Regions from separate parts of the Homo sapiens genome. Here region 2 is linked to region 1. Evidence: read pairs that join two places in POLR2A ChIA-PET (ENCODE). Cell type or tissue: GM12878. All regions are shown on one strand. Each heading gives the region's core, and the rest is flanking DNA. Links, peaks and the distances in the headings are about the cores only. Region 1 has its middle 6.0 kb from the start of PIGZ. Region 2 overlaps DLG1 (discs large MAGUK scaffold protein 1).

Region 1 (2,914 bases), core at 106-2,605:
TGGCCGGGCTGGTCTCCAGCCCCTAACCGCGAGTGATCCGCCAGCCTCGGCCTCCCGAGGTGCCGGGATTGCAGACGGAGTCTCGTTCACTCAGTGCTCAATGGTGCCCAGGCTGGAGTGCAGTGGCGTGATCTCGGCTCACTACAACCTCCACCTCCCAGCCGCCTGCCTTGGCCTCCCAAAGAGCCGAGATTGCAGCCTCTGCCCGGCCGCCACCCCGTCTGGGAAGTGAGGAGCGTCTCTGCCTGGCCGCCCATCGTCTGGGATGTGAGGAGCCCCTCTGCCTGGCTGCCCAGTCTGGAAAGTGAGGAGCGCCTCTTCCCGGCCGCCATCCCATCTAGGAAGTGAGGAGCGTCTCTGCCCGGCCGCCCAACGTCTGAGATGTGGGGAGCGCCTCCGCCCCGCCGCCCCGTCTGGGAGGTGTGCCCAACAGCTCATTGAGAACGGGCCATGATGACAATGGCGGTTTTGTGGAATAGAAAAGGGGGAAAGGTGGGGAAAAGATTGAGAAATCGGATGGTTGCCGTGTCTGTGTAGAAAGAGGTAGACATGGGAGACTTTTCATTTTGTTCTGTACTAAGAAAAATTCTTCTGCCTTGGGATGCTGTTGATCTATGACCTTGCCCCCAGCCCTGTGCTCTCTGAAACATGTGCTGTGTCCACTCAGGGTTAAATGGATTAAGGGCGGGGCAAGATGTGCTTTGTTAAACAGATGCTTGAAGGCAGCATGCTCGTTAAGAGTCATCACCACTCCCTAATCTCAAGTACCCAGGGACACAAACACTGCGGAAGGCCGCAGGGCCCTCTGCCTAGGAAAACCAGAGACCTTTGTTCACTTGTTTATCTGCTGACCTTCCCTCCACTATTGTCCTGTGACCCTGCCAAATCCCCCTCTGCGAGAAACACCCAAGAATGATCAATTAAAAAAAAAAAAAAAAAAAAGATGGAGTCTCGCTCTGTTGCCCAGGCTGGAGTGCAGTTGCATGATCTCGGCTCACTGCAACCTCCGCCTCCTGGGTTCAAGTGATTCTCCTGCCTCAGCCTCCTGAGTAGCTGGGATTACAGGCACCCGCCACAACACCTAGCTAACTTTTGTATTTTTAGTAGAGACAGGGTTTCAACATGTTGGCCAGGCTGGTCTCGAACTCCTGGCCTCAAGTGATCCACTGGCCTTGGCCTCCCAAAGTGCTGAGATTACAGGCGTGAGCCACCGTGCCCGGCCAAGGCTCATTTTTAGATATAGATCTAGATATCCACTTTTCTAGTACCATTTGTCGAGAAAGCTATCTTTACCTTGACACCTTTGTCAAAAATCACCTGTGGTTAATCCAGTGCTGGAGATAAGCAGGAGGTGCTCTGGGTGCCTTGAGAAGGGGGCACCCAATTAATCCAGCCAGGTCTAGTCCAGGAAGCCTTCCCAGAGGGGCAACAAAGGAATCCAGGCAGAGGGTCTGTTGGTAGCTTAGAGTTGTGTTTTTGTGGATTGTGTAGGTATAGCGGGGTGTGGGGAAGACGTAGAGCTAGAAGTAGGCAGGACCCAGATTGGGGTGGGGCGGGGACCTCATGTGCTTTGCTAAGGAGCATGCACTTTTTCCTGGGAGTGATGAGGGGCCACCGAGAGGCTTAGGCAGGGAAATAACACAGCCAGACTCTGGCAGTTTGGAACATTGACTCCGGCTGAGGAGGAAGGACTGAAGGAGGTTAAAATGGAGGCAGGCTGGCCAGTAACTGGGAGGTGATGATAGGAAGGGAAATTTCCTCTGATTATTCTTTTTGTTTTCTCTTTTAGTTAGAGGTGGAGTCTCACTAAGTTGCCCAGGCTGGTCTCAAACTCTTGGCCTGAAGCAACCCTCCTGCCTTGGCCTCCCAAAGTGCTGGGATTATAGGCATGAGCCACCATGCTTGGTCTACCTTGTTTTAAGAGTTGACTTTCGTATCATGCTGGAGAATGACCTATTCTAAATAAATGCCGTGGAATTCAGTAGGTAGAAGCCACAGGACTTGGTGACTGTTTTGGAGTGAGACTGACAGAAAGATGTTCTGTCTGGGGGAGTGGTTCTCAGCCTTCTTTCAGACTGATCATGCTGGACTTCCTGCCAGAGGCTCTGTGTCTGAGGGCCAGCAGGGAGGCCCAGGCCTCCGTGTTTTACAGGCCTCCACGGTGGCTTCTGATGTACAGCCAGCATTGAGAACCACTGCTCCAAGTTGACAGCAGATCTCATACTTGGCAAATGGGTGGGTGATAGTTCCAGTCCCGACACAGGGAGCACAGGGGGTGGAGCAGATTTAGGGGGAGTTTAAATTTGGTTTTAACTACTTGACACTTTGAGGTACTGTTGGGAGATTTCCATGCAGAGGAAAGTTGAATGTGTGGGTTTAAAGCTCAGAAGGGAAGGTGGACTGGGAAAACAGTCTGGTTGGACATCAGCACATGGAGCAGGGGTTAACCAGGAGCTTGTAAACCCAGGGAGTTATACAGACAGTTTTATGGGTATGCATACATGTACACTGTTTTTCCTGGGGCAAATAGGGTTTCTGATTTCCCAGGGCCCATGACCCCACAAAGGTTAAGAGCCTCTGATGAGGACAGTGGTTGATCCATGGGACAAAATAATATTACTGTGGAACCCTGCTGGGGCAAGAAGGGAAAAGGCCCCTTCTTTTCTCTGGCCCAGCTGGCAGGTGCTAGCTATCTGCCTCCCCTCAGGCCCCTGCCTGCCAGGGATCTATACCTCTCTAGCTGCCACAGCAACGCTTTGTCACCCTTTAGGTTCTTGTGTTTGATCGAAGTCTTTTCTCCTTTAATTTACATTTTTAACCAAAGTAATATATGTGCACAATTGTAAAAGTTAGGATAGATACACAAAACTTTTTTTTTTGTTTTGTTTTTTTTGAGATAGAGTCTCACTCTGTC
Region 2 (2,914 bases), core at 248-2,747, 110 kb after region 1:
TTTTATCATATAATATGTGAGTGACTAAAAGATATAATGTATGTTTTTGCTTGTTTCAGAGCTTTATAAAGAGGTATTCTGTAGGTAGTTTTTTGCAGCCTTTTTTTTTTTTGGCTTTTGAAATTAGAAATACATTGACTAAAAAAAACCCCACAAGACTCAGGTGTGGTGGTGGTGGTGGTGTGTGCCTGTAGTCCCAGCTACTTGGGATGTTAAGGTGTGAGGATCCCTTGAGCCCAGGAGTCCAAGACAAGCTTAGCCAACAGGGCAAGACCCCATCTCAAAAAGAACCATGAGGCTTCTGATTAACTATAGCACACTGTGTCTATTTCTTCTCCACCCTGACTCATTAAAATGACAATAAAATACGAAAAATACAAAAGAGAGAAGACAACAGGGGAAGAGAGATTTTAACACATTTCTGGATGATGCTAATTAAATTTAGCAGAATGAAAGAAGCTATAAATGGAGTGGCAGCAGAGAGGGTTATAGAAACAAGTTTTATTCCATAAGAATCCTGGAGATGGTCATAAATTAGAAGTGTACAGTAGTACCAAGGTAGGCAGGGATAAGTTACTGTACTAAAAACAGAAGGTAGAAACACTGTATGTAGCACTTAGACCAACCCCACCAAAGTTCCTTTTCCCAGTCCCCAAACCCACAGAAGACCAGTGGTTTAGTCTCCAGAGAAATTGAATTTGAGGAGCTGTATACTCTGAAACTTGGTGGAGAAGGGGAAGGTGGTTGGACTGAAATGGATGAAAATAAAATTCTAGCAACTTGGTTTATACTATTGGCAGGAGACAGGGATTCTTCTCTAAGGATATTTAATTATAGAAAAGAACAGAATGACGTGGGACAGGAGAGAAAATTTAAGAGCCAATTTATCCCCCCCTTTACCCCACTGTCTTCTAGTTAAATCCATTATCTTCATTTCTCTATTCCTAAGAGTGGAAAACAATGAAAGGAACACTGGATATTTAAAGAATGCCTTATATAAAACACTAAAGAAAAAACCTCCAAGAAAATAGGATAGCTAGAAAAAAGGAATACAGAGAAAGCAAAGAATACAAAAAAGCAGAAGAAAATCTCAGAGACACACCAGATCATGTCCACAAAAGAAATGGAAGATGAGGGAGCTCCTGCAAAATAAAACAGGGTATCATTCCCTCCCCCACATTCCAAATTCTCTACTGGGGAGAAGGCAAAACAAAGTCATTTCAGACATGCTAAGCCTCAAAGGGTGCCTCCCACACACCTTTTCGCAGGAATTTACTGGAGGATGTGCTCTAGGAAGATTAATTGAGAAAGAAGAAAATGTGGCATCTAGGAAACATGTGACATAGTAGACAGCCAAAGGAAATAGAATAATGGCAAAAGGGAAGTCCCAGCTGAGAGCTATACAGCACGTTTACAGAGGAACTAGTCTAGACTGGAGCATAAAGATAGAAAAAACCTGAACTATCAGACCGTATGTGTGACCATATGTTTTCATCATGTGAAAAACTCTACAGTGGTTACTGGAAGATACAGAAAGATATTTAGTAGTAAGAATATGAAAAATCAAATAAAATGCAAGACAATTATTAAGTCCAGGAAAAATGAAGGGCTGCAGAAGAAAGGAGGCAGCTCATAGGGTACCACTCGACTGAGTCATGACAGCTATTGCATAGTCACATGACTGTAAATGCTATTAGTTTTATTAACAGAGATAGGCTATGTTTGGGTGATGGTGATGAGACTGAATGAGTGGTTTGGTTCTACACAGAAACGTTCTCATCTACCATGGTTGTAAGACTAATGCGCAAAACTGGTAAAGTAGAAGATAGCAGTATATGCATGTTATTTAGAAATATAGAGGCGAAGGCTTCATATTTAGAAATAAGGAGGTGAAGGAAGTTTGCTAGGAAAATGGAGGATGCTTGTTTCTGGAGAATGAAACTAGGGGCTGGTGCCGGTGACAGTTGTTTTTCATTATAAGTCTTTAGATAATATATGGTTTTAAAAAATAGAAGCTGGGCACAGTGGCTCATGCCTGTAATGCCAGCACTTGGGAGGCCAAGGTGGGTGAGGCCCATGAAGTCAGGAGATCGAGACCAGCCTGGCAAACATGGTGAAACCCCATCTCTACTAAAAACACAAAAATTAGCCAGGCATGGTGGCATGTGCCTACAGTCCCAGCTACTTGGGGGGCTGAGGCGGAAGGATCCCTTGAACCCGGGAGGTTGAGGCTACAGTGAGCTGAGATCGCGCCACTGCACTTCAGCCTGGGTGACAAAGTGAGACCCTGTCTTTAAAAAAAAAAAAAAAACAGAAAGAAAATAGAGCATTACTTCTCTAAAAATAACAAGTGAAGATTCACTAAATGTACCGAAAATAAATATAACCTATTATGTTCTGATTTTTATGCCTTTGTAAATATTTAATCAAGTACAAATAAAAGGCAACACCTATTAATTATACTAAAATTAGGAAATGTAGATAAGCAAAAAAAAAGAAAGTGTAAAAAAGAGAGTAGAAAAATCCATGTTCTTCCTTCTTCGATATATTTGTATATATAAAATACTTTTAATGACTTTGGAACACAAGAGTTTAATGAGTACTGCTAGAATTGGCGAAGGGAAAAAAAAATCTGATGCATTTAAGATTCCCACATCACTGGTAGGGTTATAAGTACCAAGTACAGCAAAAGACAAAAGGAACAGAAAGAAGAAAGTGAGAAAGGTTTGCTTTCATGATGTATCAGAGTAAGATTATGTGAAGACAGTAAGTCATATCATATGTAAACAAGTACAGAGTACCTGTTTGTGTGTATAGATACACGTGTATAGGATACATGTTTATATATGTAACATATCTCTCTCATCAGAAGGATAAATGAAACGTATTAGGAACAGGTCCCCCAACAGAATCA

The links. ChIA-PET counts read pairs that join two places held together with the same protein. Peaks named below come from ENCODE experiments on the same cell type or tissue, not always from the same donor. Only the 100,000 strongest peaks of a DNase experiment are listed, where the experiment ranks them.
Region 2: POLR2A ChIA-PET joins it to region 1 with 5 read pairs; 6 of 35 experiments call an interaction of 5 or more read pairs at or near these places.

Annotation. Positions count from the first base shown.
Region 1 is chr3:196,973,404-196,976,317 of GRCh38, forward strand. No RefSeq gene overlaps it. Among named protein-coding and RNA genes, the nearest start is that of PIGZ, 6.0 kb to the left of the region's middle. In GM12878, for the core only: no CTCF peak of the experiment used is centred there; no DNase peak of the experiment used is centred there.
Region 2 is chr3:197,087,233-197,090,146 of GRCh38, forward strand. All of the region lies in intron 15 of DLG1 (discs large MAGUK scaffold protein 1), which reads right to left. Among named protein-coding and RNA genes, the nearest start is that of MELTF, 59 kb to the left of the region's middle. In GM12878, for the core only: no CTCF peak of the experiment used is centred there; a DNase peak (open chromatin) is centred at 1,319.